2 separate regions of the Mus musculus genome follow, and region 1 is linked to region 2. A link is a loop called in an ENCODE intact Hi-C map of the cell type or tissue named here. Cell type or tissue: left cerebral cortex. All regions are shown on one strand.

Evidence for each region. Hi-C counts contacts between places; a loop is a spot of excess contacts. Peaks named below come from ENCODE experiments on the same cell type or tissue, not always from the same donor. Only the 100,000 strongest peaks of a DNase experiment are listed, where the experiment ranks them.
Region 1: it touches region 2 in a loop (5-fold over the local background); 6 of 42 quality-filtered maps call a loop at or near these places.

The regions. Positions count from the first base shown.
Region 1 is chr7:131,904,068-131,912,067 of GRCm38, forward strand. No RefSeq gene overlaps it. Among named protein-coding and RNA genes, the nearest start is that of Gm34725, 56 kb to the right of the region's middle. In left cerebral cortex, a CTCF peak has its summit at 4,392 (motif pointing left); DNase peaks (open chromatin) are centred at 2,912 and 5,807; H3K27ac peaks cover 894 bases.
Region 2 is chr7:131,962,915-131,970,914 of GRCm38, forward strand. It overlaps Gpr26 (G protein-coupled receptor 26), which reads left to right and starts at 3,546. Exons shown (of 3, transcript NM_173410.3): 1 at 3,546-4,681. The coding sequence starts at 4,014. It overlaps Gm34725 (a long non-coding RNA gene), which reads right to left and starts at 823. Exons shown (of 3, transcript XR_378540.1): 1 at 277-823. In left cerebral cortex, CTCF peaks have their summits at 3,248, 3,515 and 4,282; DNase peaks (open chromatin) are centred at 3,282, 3,509, 4,401, 4,525 and 4 more places; H3K4me3 peaks cover 4,960 bases; H3K27ac peaks cover 4,774 bases.

The sequences.
Region 1 (8,000 bases), 59 kb before region 2:
TTGAACTTCTGATTGTCCTGTCTTTGCCTCCAGAGTGCTGGCACTATACCTGATCTATCATATTCTAAGGATGAAAGTCAGGTTTCAGTGTATATTAATGAAGCATCCTACCAACTGGCCTATGTCCCACCTCCTACCAATCTATTTGAAAAGTGCCTTGATTTATGACTTTCTTTGTTCTCTTCCTATAGAAACTTCATGGAACAGTCACCATGTTGAACCATGGAATTTGAGGCAACCAGAATCTGTGTCCCTGGGTCATGGTCACTTGCATGTGGTTGTAGAAAAAGCCATCTTTTATTTTCTTTGAGGTGAGGGCAAGGGGTTTTCATTAACAAGATATAGAAGAGGTAAGATTTTTATCCTCTGGAACATCTGGCCGCACAAATGTAGCTCGTGGACCACCACCAGCAGCAGCAGCAGGAGCAGCAGGAGCAGCAGCGACTGTGAGCTGTGAGCTGTGAGCTGTGAGCAAAGCAGAGCTTCTGGCTCCTCCCTGACCTACTGACACATGAATTCATGAATTCACTTCAGTTTGACACGATTTCAGATCAGCTTCCTCAATTATGAAAAGCCCTTGGTACTGGCCCCCCACTCACTTCACTGGTGGGATGGCACACACATTTTAAACATGGGACTCAGTTTTCCTTGACAGAGTGGAAACATGATGTCAATTCAATCCCTTAATAACCAAGGCACCACACTTAGATGGCTCCTTGGGGGACTCCGACCACCCATCCTTTCCAGATGGGGAAAAAACTGAAGATCCCATAGGAACTCTAGTTTTGTCAGTATCGCAGCATAAGCTAGCCCCGAGACTGGGCTGCAGGAGGAAGAGAAGTCTCTGCCTCCTTAGGGACATCCTCCAGTCCTGGTACTCTCCAGTACCAATCTCCATCCTGTATCTATCAATGTTGACTGATATCCAGTCCCTGTGAAGGAGAGAGACTGTAAATGGTGGAGCTGAAAATTCCTGGATCGGAACCTTCTCAGTTGTAGGGTCTTAAACTCATATGGGAAAATGGATCCCAGGAAGACCGGAAATCAATGCAGTCATATTGGAAGGCCTGTGCTTCCTGATCAGAGAAATGCTACATGAAGAATTTCGTTTCCACCATTGATTTTCCTTCCCCTACCCCCCAGGGACAGGGCTCATCCCAATTCCTACCCTGCTACATGTCACATGGACGAACTCCCACACAATCCGGAAGGGCTAAGGAAAACCTAACTTCATCCTCATCTCCTGCTCGTTCTTCCTTTTCCTACTGCCAGGGCCCCTGTCAAGAAAGAGGGGTTTAGGATTCCAAAAATAACATGTTCATTTTGCGTATAAGCAATGTGAAGTTCAGAGCAGCAAAGGCTCATTTACAATGAAGTCACCCCAAAACCTAAAGGTCTATGGGGACAAACCAGGACTATCCTGATCAACTGGCCTATCTTCAAATGGTCGGTCTAGCTTATTGATTGATCCGTGAGCTCCCTGTCACTAAATATTTTCTCCAAAGGTCTGACCTCCCCCACAGTGGAAGGCACAGCTGGGCAGACTGGGACGTCTGTTCCTCCGTTGCAGGCTGGACAGGCCAGTCCCCTTATTGGAGTTGTATAGTGGGACTTTCTGAATCTGCCAGATGTTAAATAATGACAGAGACTTATTCATATTTATTATAGGTAAGGCCTTCAGCTGGGCAGACTCTCAACTGACTCAATCTAAATGTAACCAGACTAACTAGTCTAGGCCACCGCCATATGACTAGTTTTTACCTCTGTTCCTGTTCACATCAGACCACTTCCCTATCCAGCTGGAGAAATCTCCCACTTCTGATTTCTTCTCCCAGAAACCCTTTCTCTGCCCGGAAGTTCTGCCCCTCTACTTCCTGTCTAGCTATTGGCTGTTGGATCTTTATTAAGCCAATCAGCAAATGAGGAAAGGGAATGTTTATAAAACAGAAAACCAGGTGATGGGCCTTAAGATTAACAATTCCAAAATCTGGCCAGTCCTTAGCTCTCTGCTGGCACAGCAACCAACAATTGACAATACAGAGACACCTTCTTACAACATACCCCAACAGAGTTGGAATCCCATTCAGACCCTTGAAGAAACAAAGCTGTCCTCTCATACACCCTGCTTCTAGCAACCTTCTCTGCTCTAGGGTCAAAAGTTGAAGGTGATGGGAATTTCAGATGCCTGCTCCACACAAGCGAGCCGGAAACAGGAGGAGCTAGGCTCTGGATGAGGATGAGGTCCACAGAAAGTGCCAACGAGGAAGGCTTTGGGGAACTAGTGTGTGGCGACTGTAGAAAATTCAACGGTTCCCTCCACTTCTGCGATAGCAGGTTTGAAAGAGAAGCTACCTCTGCAGTTTCTACAGAAAGCTTACCACCTCCCTAAGACTGGAACATCTAGAAAGCACTGTGACTACGCGTCTCGACACCAGGATAACCAGTCAATTAGCAATGTCAGCATCAGAACTAAGAGAGCCAATAGAACCACTTCCCAGATGCCTGAAGGGCAGGACCTGAGGTGCTGAGTGGCCCTGGCCCCTGCCATTTGTGCCCTTCGCTCACCAGAAGCCACTCTGGCTCCTGCTTCCATGGAGCTCTGGCTCCTGGGCCTCTGGAGCCAAAGTACTCAGAGTGCTTCCAGGAACTGCTATTGCCCAACATCAATTTTATACCACACTGCTGCTAAAAGCGCCTGCCGCTGGGAATTATCCAACACAAGACCGACACTTAGAAAAGTCTACCAAAAAAATAAGATAAAGGGTAAAAGTGCCCAGCGTGGAAAGCTACTTAGTCTATGTATTTTTCTTCTCCCCTCCCTCCTTCCAAACGTTCCCCTTCTCTCTCTCCATTCCTTCCTTCTGCCACTTGCACATCCAGGGAACATTTTAATTTTGGAAAGAAATGAGAAGTGAGCCAACCAGTCTGTGAAGTGAGTTTGGAGTGTGGGAGGGTCGGGTTGGAAGGAGACGACTCAGTTCCTGCTTGGGGTAGGTCGTTCTGTAGAAGCCTCTGGAAACCCTGTAAGCACAGCAGCAGTGGCCCTGAGGGCGGCCTTGGAGAGTGTCTGGATGCTGAGAGATACAGGGACTCAAGGGTCACCATAGACAGGGCCAGTGAGCCTCAAGCTTTAGACAAGGGTAGAGGCAGAATCTGCCATTATTCCAGAAAGCTATTCAACCAGGTGGCACTATGTCAATGAATCCTCATCTGAGACTTTTAAAACACGTGACAGGTAAATCTTTGTATGCGTGTGTGTGTGTGTGTGTGTGTGTGTGTGTGTGTGTGTGTGGTGTGGGTTCAGGTGCATGTCTGTGTGCATGCATACACACACCAGAGGCCAATCTTAGGCATTTTTTTCCTCAGATGCCATTTGACTTGCTTTTTGAAAACAAGTCTCTAACTGGCCTGGAACTGGACGAGTAGGCTAGGCTGACTGGTGCACGTGCCCCAGGGGTCTGCCAGTCTCTACTTCCCCAGTGCTGGGGTGACAATAATGTACCACCACACCCAGCTTGTTGTTTTGTTTTGTTTTGTTTTGTTTTGTTTATGTAGGTGCTAGGGATTGAGCTCAGACCCTCACACTTCCATGGCAAACAATCTACCAACTGAGCTATCTCCTCAGATCTGGGTAGGCCTTAAGATTGATATTTTGATAGCATGGGGTAGAGTCCCGGATGATAGAAGTAAACTTGAAAGTAAATTCCCTTAGGTCCCCTGGAATAGAAGTTGGTGGGGTGATCAAAGTACATGAAACTCTACTACTTTATAAATTGAAAAATACAATTAAAACATAAGAACGGGGCTGGATAAATGGCTCAGCCATTAAGAGCACTGGTTGCTCTTTCAGAGGTTATGAGTTCAATTCCCAGCAACCACATGGTGGCTCACAAACATCTGTAATGGGATTTGATGTACTCTTCTTGTGTGGCAGCAACAGCATGCTCATATACATTAAATAAATGAATGAATGAATGAATGAATGAATAAATAAATAAATAAATAAATAAAATAACAAGTTAAAAATGAATAGCGGTAGCTTCCATGGGTAGAGAATGCAGCATCCAGAAGTTAGAGGCTTTTAAACAAGTGCCAGGTATAAGATACCTTTGTAGTTATTGGCTGGGAAGGTCCCAGAGGCCTCCAGAAGAATTCACACTACCGCCATTACCATCAATTATCTTCTGGAACTAGATGGTAAGGCCCTATTGCTCAAAATACCTCACAGATTGGTTATAGAACACAAAGAAATCAAAATAGAACTGGATTGGAAATTCCCTCCTTGCTGACTTGCGTTGATAGTGCCAGAAGGTGCTATGTAAGCCACCGTAGGAGGAAATGCAAAAGTAGGTCAGCTAACCATACCCAGGTGTGCTACAATACTGCCCCCCACAGGCAGTACATGGTCACTGCAACAATAATGGCATGACTATTTGTGGGATAACCAGTTACTTTGTGTCTGAACTTGAGATCCTCTTCATACAAGGGAAGACATAACTAACGCATTACAAACGTGGTCAAAGGATAATGACTGGAAGATCACAGACACATCAAACTGCCTTCTAAGTATTCACCTTTATGCCCGTAGCCTAGTCCTACTCTCACTCCAGGGCAGAAGAGGAGAGCTAATGCAGAGACTTTTATCTGGTCAAAGTACTAAGGACACGTGATTGACATGAGCTCAGGCTTACGTGGATTATCTGTATCCCCACCCCCCAGGTCCAGGGACTACTACAGAAGAGATGGTAGAAGGAATTTTGAGCCAGAGGATAGGAGGAGTGTCACAATGCACTGTCATCCAGATAGGACGTAGCCATTGCAACCATGAACACACAGCGACTATGAACACTTGCACAGAAGCAGGCCCTCCCGTATGCTACTGTGGATGGAAGAGGTAACCATGAGATGCTAACGGTTCCTGAGGAGCTGATGGCTGCTAATGGATGTTGGAAGAGGGTGTGTCACTTTCTCCAGAGGTGTAGCCAAAAGGGTGGGTTGGGATGGGGGTGGGGTGCTCTAGGTGGAAGAAGGATAAAAGGAAAGGAGATACCAAGCATCTAAGTTAGGGTTTTACTGCTGTGAACAGGCACCATGACCAAGGCAAGTCTCAAAAGGACAACATTTAATTGGGGCTAGCTTACATGTTTAGAGTTTCAGTCTATAATCAAGGTGGGAGCAAGGCAGCATCCAGGTAGGCATGGTGCAGGAGGAGCTGAGAGGTCTACATCTTCATCTGAAGGCTGCTAGCAGAATACTGACTTCCAGGCAGCTGGGATGAGGGTCTTAAAGCCTACACCCACAGTGACACACCTACTCCAAAAAAACCACACCTTCTAATAGTGCCACTCCCTGGGCTGAGCACATACAAAGCATCACAGCGAGATACAGAAGAGTAATGGAGGAGAATATAACCACAATGCACCGTGTGTGTGTGTGTGTGTGTGTGTGTGTGTGTGTGTGTGTGTATGACTTTAAAAAGTAAAAAAAAAAGTAAAAGCTGTCCTAGTGAGAAACTGAGGGTAAAGTGGAATTAGACAGAAGCTTTGGACAATGAGAGAGGAGCCTTGGGTCATCTGGACAGGGGCATTCTGAGGTTAGATAGAAGGGCAGCTGTGCCAGCAAAGATTCCTATGTTCTGGCTACCTTATTCAGGGATGACAGAGCCTGGCTGTCTGCCAGTGCTGTCCCTCTGCTGCCGGCCAGGCATCCTGCCTCCCAGATCAGCTGTGCTTGCTGTTGTAATTAAACAGTTTACAGAAGCTGATGAAACAGGCGTGCCAAAAGCAAGAGTTGTTTCCATGAAAACTAAGTTTAGTTCTTTGGAAAAAAGCTTGTTCTGTAAATGGAAGTCGCTAAAAATACTCTCTGAAATGGGTGTGGGCGGGATGATTTTAAAAGCCTGGAGAGAGTCATATATGTTTAAAAATACCTGCCCCTGCTTGAGTTCTCCCTTATTTTAAAGATCGAAATTGGAAATTATAGACAATTTTCAGAGCAAGGATTATATAAGAAAAATGACTGGGAATTCATAACAAAGGCTTTATTCTCGAAGGAAGGCTTCCGTTAAGCCAACGAACGACGTGGGTCTTAAATTAAGATAAAATGCTTAATGTACCATGATGATGTGTTTAAGGAGAATTAGACAAAATCAGAAAGGGTCATTTCTCATTCGTTAAGAGCTTAGATTTTCCTGCAGCCACAGGGAGCCACTCGGGTTAGGAATGGTGGGTCTGGCTTCTTAGAGCATGCAGCTTATGCGCTAGGTCTGTGGGGTTGAGGTGGGGTCAGATCAAAGCTAGCAGTAAAGAGACTCTGGGGCTGGGGAGGCTCAGTGGGCAAAGTGTTTGCTCTCCAAGCATGAGGACCTGAGTTTGGTTCCTCAGCATCAGGGTAAAAGCAGGATGTGGCAGCAAGGGTTTGTATAACTAGTGTTGATGAGATGGAGTCAGGACGCTCCCTAGGTCATGCTGGGAGGCCTTTCCAACGGAGTCCAGAAGCTCCAGGTTCCGTGAAAGACCATGGCTCAGCGAAGTAAGGCAAAGGAAGGTAGAGATGACATTTTAAGTTATGTCTGGCCTCCACATGCATGAGAACGCATGTACACATATGTAATGACCTCTCTCTCTCTCTCTCTCTCTCTCTCTCTCTCACACACACACACACACACACACACACACACACACACACATAATCACACACAGAGAGACAAGGAAAATCTGTAATCTAGATGTCGGGAGTAAAGAAAATGGAAGTACAGAAAGGAAGACAGCATGAGAGATTTTCAGGAGGCAGAGTGACTAGGCTGAGACCATTGTGTCTGGGGTTTGTGGTCTGAGTGATGGCGGGGCAGGAAGAGTGATAGAGATGCCTGTGAAGGCTTCAGGTCAGATTCAGTGAAAGCAACAGGGCCAGAATCAGATAGAACCCAGAAGAGACAGGAGTGTGTTCTACTCACCGAGTCTTCTCCTTCTTGCACAGCCTTAGGATCAAGGTGTCCTTTCAGATTCCATTCTTTTTTTTTAAATATTTTTATTACATATTTTCCTTTACATTTCCAATGCTATCCCAAAAGTTCCCCATACCCCCCCCCCACTTCCCTACCCACCCATTCCCATTTTTTTGGCCCTGGCGTTCCCCTGTACTGGGGCATATAAAGTTTGCAAGTCCAAAGGGCCTCTCTTTCCAGTGATGGCCGACTAGGCCATCTTTTGATACATATGCAGCTAGAGTCAAGAGCTCCCGGGTACTGGTTAGTTCATAATGTTGTTCCACCTATAGGGTTGCAGATACCTTTAGCTCCTTGGTTACTTTCTCTAGCTCCTCCATTGGGAGCCCTGTGATCCATCCAATAGCTGACTGTTCTTAAAGCCCCACTGTGAAACAGTACTGGTCCCCAAAAGAAGCTGCACACTCTACTTGGTCCAGACCTTTGTGCACTAGCCCTGAGCTCATTTTCCTGTAAATGACATAGCTTTTTTTTTTTTTTTTTTTTTTTTTTTTTTGATGGAGTCTTTTTTATTAGCAAATGTCCTGAGGCTTTAGTGTCAGAGAGAATCCCATATTTCTATGCATTACTCCATATGCTGCGAAGGAGATATTGGACATCACTGTCCTCCATGACCTTAAACCTTCTAGCATGATGCTCTATGGAATCTGGGCTTGGGGGAATATCGCCTTGATATTGGTAATGCTAAAAAAAAGAGAGGGGGAATATACAAGGAGTTTTGCAGCTATATCTTTACATAAAACACATGGGCTACCACTAATATAGTGGGAGAAGGAACTAGGAGTCCCAGAGTACACAAGTGCAGATTGCGTTACCTGTCTGCAGAAAGGTATGGAAGTATTCACACATATGACCTGGAAATGCCACCTCTTCATTCTAATTATATGTACTTGTTATCTTTTTATTTGCTTTCCACTTTCTTTTAAGGTGATTTTGCCCTCCCCCCATTACACACACACAACATACACTCATGTGCCTAATCACCTGTCTCCCA
Region 2 (8,000 bases):
GTGTGTCTTTGTGTGTGTATGTGTGTGTGTGTCTGTGTGTGTGTGTGTGTGTGTGTGAGTGAGTCTGTATGTGTGTGTGTCTGTGTGTGTGTGTCTGTGTCTGTGTGTGTGTGAGTGAGTCTGTGTGTGTGTCTGTGTGTGTGTGTGTGTGTGTGTGTGTGTGTGTGTGTGTGTGTGTGTGTGCATGTCCATGCATTACATTACTAGATGTGGCTCTCTAACCAATTCAACTTGATCACCTACTGTGGCTGAAAGTGACCTTGAGCAAACGTTTACCTGTTCTGGAAATATTCTTTCACGTGCCAGAATATGTACGCCGGGGAGTTCCTGCAAGGATTGACAAAGCATTCCTCTGCCCTGTGTAGTCCTGTTGTTGAGCTTCCCTAGGGAGCACAGTTACAGCATTTTATGAGTCATGTTAATACTGCCATCAACATTCCATCACCACTGACTTCCCTCTGGCTTGAAAGAGCACTCTCTGAAGAGCCACCATGTGGTTCTCTGGAAGGCATACTCAGGACCTTGCAGCCCCTGGCTGAGTGGGCTGGATTCTCAGATTCTCTTCTGGAGGATCATCATAGACTAGTATCAGGTCCCAGACAGAGCTATGGTTGTGACCTCATTATGAGTGTGTAAGGCTATGTTAGACCCGAACTCTGAAGCCTGACCTGGCTAAGGCCAACAAGGCTGGGGACCTGGTTGCCATGGAGATCAGCCCTCCTACAATCCCACTGGGAGCAGAAAATTTTGTTTAAATAAGCAGGAGAAAATGAGCCTTGGTTCCTCAGCAAACTGAGTTATAATATTCTGAATTTCTATTCTGGCATTTTAACCTTTCAATGTTGCCCTTAGGAATTCAGAGAACAAATGATCTTCAATATGCTGAGTGTGTGAGGTGAGGTGGCTGGGGGGAGGGAGGGAGGGAGGGAGGGAGATACACACACACACACACACACACACAGAGAGAGAGAGAAAGAGAGAGAGAGAACACACACACACACACACAGAGAGAGAGAGAGAGAGAGAGAGAGAGAGAGAGAGAACTGAAATACTGATTTCTTACTGTTGGCCCAGTTACCTGGTTATCAACATCATTTGATGCAGAGAAGTCGAGGTTCTTTTAAGTTATAGAACAAAGGCATCTCATTGAAAGGGTGACTGAGGAGCTCTGAAGCTCACAGTAAAAGCCAGCCTGTGGAGCTGGGTATGCTGGCTTCATCCCTCGCCAGTTGTGTCACTTAACGTCTCTGTCTGTTCTCTGCTGTCTTTATCTCCGAAATACCAGCTGTAGTTAACTCTTTCTCTTGTCATTTTTGCAAGAATTAAATCAGATGTGATGTTTGGACAGGTTTTGGCAACTTGTATGCCATGAATTAATGCATTGTAGCCTGTGCTTCCTACAAACACTGGTGGTCCTTTTGTGAGGCCAGAGCATTAGGCCACTGATGGTGGATGTGTCCAGGGCATGGTTAGCATCATCTGTCTAGCCTGACCACTTCTGAGCATCATTTGTAGAGCTAGTAAATGAGGCAAACCTGACTTAGAAACCCCAGGAATCTGAATTTAAACAGCACAGGAAGTCATTCTATAGAACATTATAATGTAAGAATCAAGGATCCACTGGTGTGTCCCAAAACATACTGGTTTACTCCAGAAGCAATCCCTAAACATCCATCTCATCCCAGGGGAGAGGCTTATCAAGACAGTCTGTGGAAGCAGGGAGACACATGGGTGAACAGCCCACATTGTTGTTGTCATCAACCAAGCAAGAGATGAAGATGCACAGCCAACCTGAGTTCTGTAGGCCCCATGAGGAGACCAAGGGCTGAGAAGGATGACAGCATTCTGCTTGCTTTTCTCTTCCCTGAGAGGCAAAACCACTTCCACACAGTATCAACGCAGCTCTAAAAAACAGATAAGGAAGCCAAGACTCGGGGAAGATGGGTGTTTGGCTCAGGGTCTTGTGAGGTCAGTGAGTGATGTGCTGGTAACTGCTTAACCACGGGCTCAGATTGCGGGTGGGGCGGGCTGAGCTGTGACATTTGTTTGTTTCTGTGGTATAAATGCCCTTAGAGTGTCAGGTTTCTATTACCAATGTGCTGCCTCTTAAGGGGGGTTGCAGAAGGGTTCCCAGGCACCCTTGGAAGCTGGTAAGAAGTGGTCCTGTCCTGGGCACTCTTGGGTATATTCATTATAGTGGTGCTTAGCATCTGTCAAGGTGTAGAAGAGAAAGGCCATTGTTCTCTCTGACTTGCAGGTGCTTTAGATTAACCCCCTCCATCCTTGAATCTATGTGAGGGAAGATAATTAGTGTGATGGGGGAGACACAACAGCTCCCTTAGGGAAACTGTCTATATTTGGTTTCTTTCAGACTGAGGTCTGGCTATGTACAGTCATCACTGGCCATCTCACCAGGCTCTGAAATACAGTGTAGGTGGTCACTGGAGGAGGTAGCATCCCATAGAAAGGCAAGAGACTGAGGAAGCTCTGAAAGTTGTCACCTGTCTGTCCACCAAGCACCTTTGAAACTACGGAGTCTGGACTAGGGATAGAAGAGACACAGTTCCCACATGTTTACCTGAGGGGAGGCTGAGACCCTTTATGTCCCAAACTCTGATGATCTGGATCAAACAGAGACATCCGCTATCCTCCCATTCTCTGAACAGTTCATCCACATGCCTAATAAGCTTATACTCGCTGGCTCGCCACACCCAGAATGGACAGGACAGCAGCTGGCCCAGGACACAATGAGTGTCCAGAACCAGCTACACCAGGACTACTTCTGATGACCATGGACAGAGTGTGTTCTTGACTGATGGCATGCCCAAGGGATGTCCCGGTGAGCCTCAAGTGACCTTGCACCATATCTGAGAGTGTAGCTGAATGACTAGAGAGTGAAGAGACGAAGCTCTGGAGACTCAGTGTCCAGCAGTACAGCAACTGCCTGCAGATAGATGAGGGGAGATCTCAGGAGATCTCTGGCCATAATGCAAGACAGAACTGTGAATTCTATCCCAGCTCAGCAGAAGCCTAGCCAAGCTCCCCAGTTCATCTTAGATAACAGCAGCAATCCTAGATGCTGGGCAGCTATGGGGCAGGTGGACTGGGTCAAGGTCTGGTCACCTAGGCAGGGACAAGCAGCACTGGGACATGAGGGTGCCCAGACATTCTTCCCTTTTCCTAGATTTCTTGACTCAGCCTGTCTCCAGCTCATATAGGGGAGGATAGAAAGGAAGGGGAGGAGGGGAGCCACTGGGAGCCAGCCATTCTGCAAGGGAGCCGGTAGGGCTCCTTCCCTCCAAGTGTGTGTGTGTGTGTATGTGTGTGTGTGTGTGTGTGTGTGTGAGAGAGAGAGAGAGAGAGAGAGAGAGAGAGAGAGAGAGAATCGGTGGGATTTCCTTCTCAGAAGCAGCCAGTTTCCTAAGAGAAAAAAGAGAGAAAGGAGAAAGAAAGGGAGGAGAAAATTGGAGGTGGGAGAGACAGAAGGGGGAGGGGGCAGAAAGTGAGAGCACACAGGAGACTGAGCACAGAGGCAGAGAGAGGGAGACAGAGAGAAAGCCACAAAGCAGAAGGGTGTGCGGAGCAGAGCCAGAGCTGAGAGGGACCCAGTAAGGGCGGGTGCAGGCAGACGCAAAGCCAGTGACCACAGGAGACTGCGACCCCGGATTCCAGGGCACTTCAGGAGGTCAGAGGAGCACAGGCCAAGAGGTGGTGCGGGACTGGGAGTGAACACTCGCCTAGGTGATCGCCGGTGAGGTGACCCCAGACTCCGAGTGGTTCCGTGCCCAGGTGCTCGCCTGGGAGGTGGCGCGGGGCTCCGGGAGGCTGCGTGCCTAGGTGCTGGCCCAGGGGGTGGCGCGGGCTTCTGGGTTGGTGGATGCCCTCTGGGTAGCCATGGCGACAAGGGCCAGGGGTCGCTGGGCTGCCGTGTCGCCTAGGGGCTGAGTCGACAGCAGGCTGCGCCATGGCGGCGCGGGGTTGCGGGCCCTGAGCGCCAGCGGCGGGCGCGCACCATGAACTCGTGGGACGCGGGCCTGGCGGGGCTGCTGGTGGGCACTATCGGCGTGTCGCTGCTGTCCAACGGGCTGGTGCTGCTCTGCCTCCTGCACAGCGCTGACATCCGCCGCCAGGCGCCGGCGCTCTTCACTCTCAACCTCACGTGTGGCAACCTGCTGTGTACCGTGGTCAACATGCCACTAACACTGGCCGGCGTCGTGGCACAACGGCAGCCGGCCGGGGACCGCCTGTGCCGCCTGGCCGCCTTCCTCGACACCTTTCTGGCCGCCAACTCCATGCTCAGCATGGCCGCGCTCAGCATCGACCGCTGGGTGGCTGTGGTCTTTCCGCTGAGCTACCGTGCCAAGATGCGCCTCCGAGATGCCGCCTTCATGGTGGCCTACACGTGGCTGCACGCGCTCACCTTCCCGGCCACCGCGCTCGCCCTGTCCTGGCTCGGCTTCCACCAGCTATATGCCTCGTGCACACTGTGCAGCCGGCGGCCGGACGAGCGCCTGCGCTTTGCTGTCTTCACCAGCGCCTTCCATGCGCTCAGCTTCCTGCTCTCCTTCATCGTGCTCTGCTTCACGTACCTCAAGGTGCTCAAGGTGGCCCGCTTCCACTGCAAGCGCATCGACGTGATCACCATGCAGACGCTTGTGCTGTTGGTGGACATACACCCCAGGTGAGTGCCCTGACCCAAGACTCTGAGCACTTGGTATTGAGTTAGGAAGGTCCCAGCATCCCGGGAGATCCCCTTTCTGCATCAATGGCATTAAGCACGGGTGGAATAGCAGATCCTGTTTAAACGGGTGCCTAGAGCTTCACTTTCTGAAACATGGGACTGAAACCCCAGCCAGAACATCTTGTTACCCTTATACTCTGGGCAGTGAACTCTGTTCACTTTTCGAAGCTTGAAAGTGGTTTGGATCTGAGAGGGGTATCTAGAGGATTGGAAAACCCTTAAGAACTCTTCAAATGGTGGGTGTTATTCCTCTGGGTCTTTGCAGTCCTGGGTGTGGTGCCACCTGGATCTCCTCGCATGAGTCCTCATTAAACAGAATCCATAGCACCTTCTCCCAGTGATGAGCTCTGAGGGCCCCAGTTCTTCTTGCCTTCCTAGAAGGTTCAGTCCATCGTTTTCTAGACTTGGAACCTCAAGGTCCCTTAAAGAATTTGTATCTCAGGTTTCTGAAACCAAGCCTGCCCACCACTTCCATTCTGTTGACTTGCTATTTCTTTGGAGAAGAAGGAGGGAGGCAAATGGAAAGATGGACTGGGAACCTCCGTGGTCCTTAGTGTTCCTTAGGGAGAAGAGGAGGAAACTGTCAATCGGGCTGTTCTGAGCTCACCTCATCTTTCCTCTTGAGACTAGGACATCAAGAGGGAGGGTGCTTCTGTGGCCTCTGCCAGTTTATATACATTAAAAGCAGACTCCCTCTCTGCTGCCTGGGACTTAGGAGTCCACTTGACACAGAAGATACAGCACACAGGGAGCAATAGTGATGGACAGTTAGGCTTCAATGTGTGAGCAGAGCCCCAGGATGTGGGGAGCCTTGGGGAATGGAATGTAGACCCCAATGTATATTCACCCTCCAGGGCACAGTGGACAGACTGAGCAAAAGCCTTTGTGAAGCTTCCCTGCCTTGAGCAATGTCACTATGCTGAATGTTACTCTACCCGCTCATCAGAAGGGCATGGCTGAGTGTGTCTACTGCCACCCCCTGAGCACACATTCAAGATGACATGGTGGTCCAGTCTTTCCCAAATAAAATCTTCCCCACAGAAGCTTAAACCAAATGTGCTTACATCAGCTCTCTCAGCAATGGTCTGTGCAGTTTAGTCATTTCAGGAGAGAGTCTGAAGCCACACTTGTAGAAACATTCCCGTTCATTGTCCTTCACTTTAGAAGGGGCTGGGGCTGGGTCCGGGTCCGGTTCTGGTTCTGGTTCTGGGGCTAGTTCTGGGTTTGGGACTGGAACCGGGACTGGGGCTACTGCTGGGGCTGGGGCTGGGTTTGAGGCTAGAACTGAGGCTGGGGCTGGGGCTGGGGCTGGGGTTGGGGCTGGGGCTGGGGCTGGGGCTGGGGCTGGGGCTGGGGCTGGGGCTGGGGCTGGGGCTGGGGCTGGGGCTGGGGCTGGGGCAGTTTGTGAGGATGCATGGATGTGTTAGCGCTTGCAGACTTGAACAAGTCCTAGAAAGCCCCCTCATGTCTAGCCTCCCAATGGAGGGAAAGAAAGGCTGAGCCAGGAGAGGAGCCCATTGTATTTAGAGCAATGCAAAGTCCACCACCAGCTCTCAGCCCACCAGAGAGGAGGGTGGAGGCCACTTTGAATTCTATTTAGAGACAGGGACTTCCTCTGCTCCTGCCAGTCTGACTTCAGGTCAGAACTACAGTGAGTTATCTGGGTGGTCTCCTAAGCAGGGACAGATACTAAGCAGAATCCATGTCTTTGTCACCTCTGCAGAGAACCTTGCCTCTAAACCGCGGGCTGTTTGGAGGAGTCCCAGCTTCTAGACCCCCACCCCACCCTGAGGAGCAGCTCCATTAGGTCACAGAGCCCCAGACTCCTTAGTGAGCACAAACTGTCTTCCCAGAGGCCTCAAGCAGGAGTGGGGTCGGGGAGCAGGGGTGGACCTCACAGAACAGGACAGCTAGTCCACAGGGGACTCCATGACAGCTGATCCTCAGGCTGCCACTTTGGTGGTACAGATGAGAAGACATGGTTCTATCTCTAAGGGCTGCTGTGAAGTCCTTCCCCGCCTCAGCTCTGGATATCCTTTGGTGCTATAAGCCTATGTTATGCTATGCAGTCTTTTGGTGTCAGTCCAGGACAGTAGTCTATGGACAGTCAAAACAGCAAGTGGAGTCTTAGCTCACTGGAAGTCATCTCAGCTACCCCTCTTACCTCGGGACTTCGCTGGAAGAGATGTGGTTTGGTACCCTTTGTTAGGGTGGCAGAGATAGCTGCTTTTCCTGCAGTACTGAATAGCAAGCTTTGCCTCTTTGCTATAAGCAACCCCTAAACGTCAGGAACCTTCCTTTTTCTAAATCTGAGATCCAGAGTGGCATCTTTCATTTCTGTTGTTCTAAGGTTTCCCAAGTCACTTCCTTTAGGAAGCAGGTGGCACTTGCCTGGTCCATATGCAAATCTCAACTCTCCTGGTGCCTGCTATTCAGTTCTCCCAGCCAAAGCTTTGGACAGGGTCTAATTACAACCTGTGGCTAGCAACCTCCTTGTGGGGTCTAACAACTCTTTCACAGAGGTCACCCAAGACCATCAGAAAACTCAGATATTTACATTTTGATTCATAACAGTAGCAAAATTACAGTTATGAAATAGTAATGAAAATAATTTGTGGTTGAGGGTCACCACAATATGAGGAACGGTATTCAAGGGTCACAGCATGAGGAAAGTTGAAAACCACTGCTCCAGTTAAACCTCTTCTGCTGCTGCCAGGGACAGCCAAGCAGACCAGGCTCAGTGGTGCCGCTGTAGTGCCTTCTTTTTCCAGCCCGGCCCAGGCTCATTACCTCAGACAGATGGCTTCCCCAAGATAAGCTGTTGGTGACAGAGTCTCTCTAACAAGCTGAATGGGAAGTTCCTCCCAGTGTATAGGGGTTTCTCTCTACCACCTCAGCTTCCTGTGAAACATGGCCACAGGGACTGGCTGAGGGCTGGCTCTGCCTCTTCAGGATGTCAGAGGTTGGCTGAAGGGTCAGACTCTCTCTGTGCCCTTGACTTTACAGAGACAGAGGTCGCTCCAGAAACGGAGGCATGTGATGAGCTCTAGAAAGTAGCTTACACCCAAATCTGTCCGTAAGGTTTATAGAGCAACCAGGCAGACAGAGGCTCACAGACTGTGTAGATGCTTAGAGGTTCTAAATTTGGTTTAAAGACTGTTATGTGAAATGCATTCTAATCCCCCTGTCTTGGCAGATATACCTCCTAAAAGTGGGGTTCAAACTTAGGGTTTTAGGCTCCTTTGGGGGCTAGTTTTAT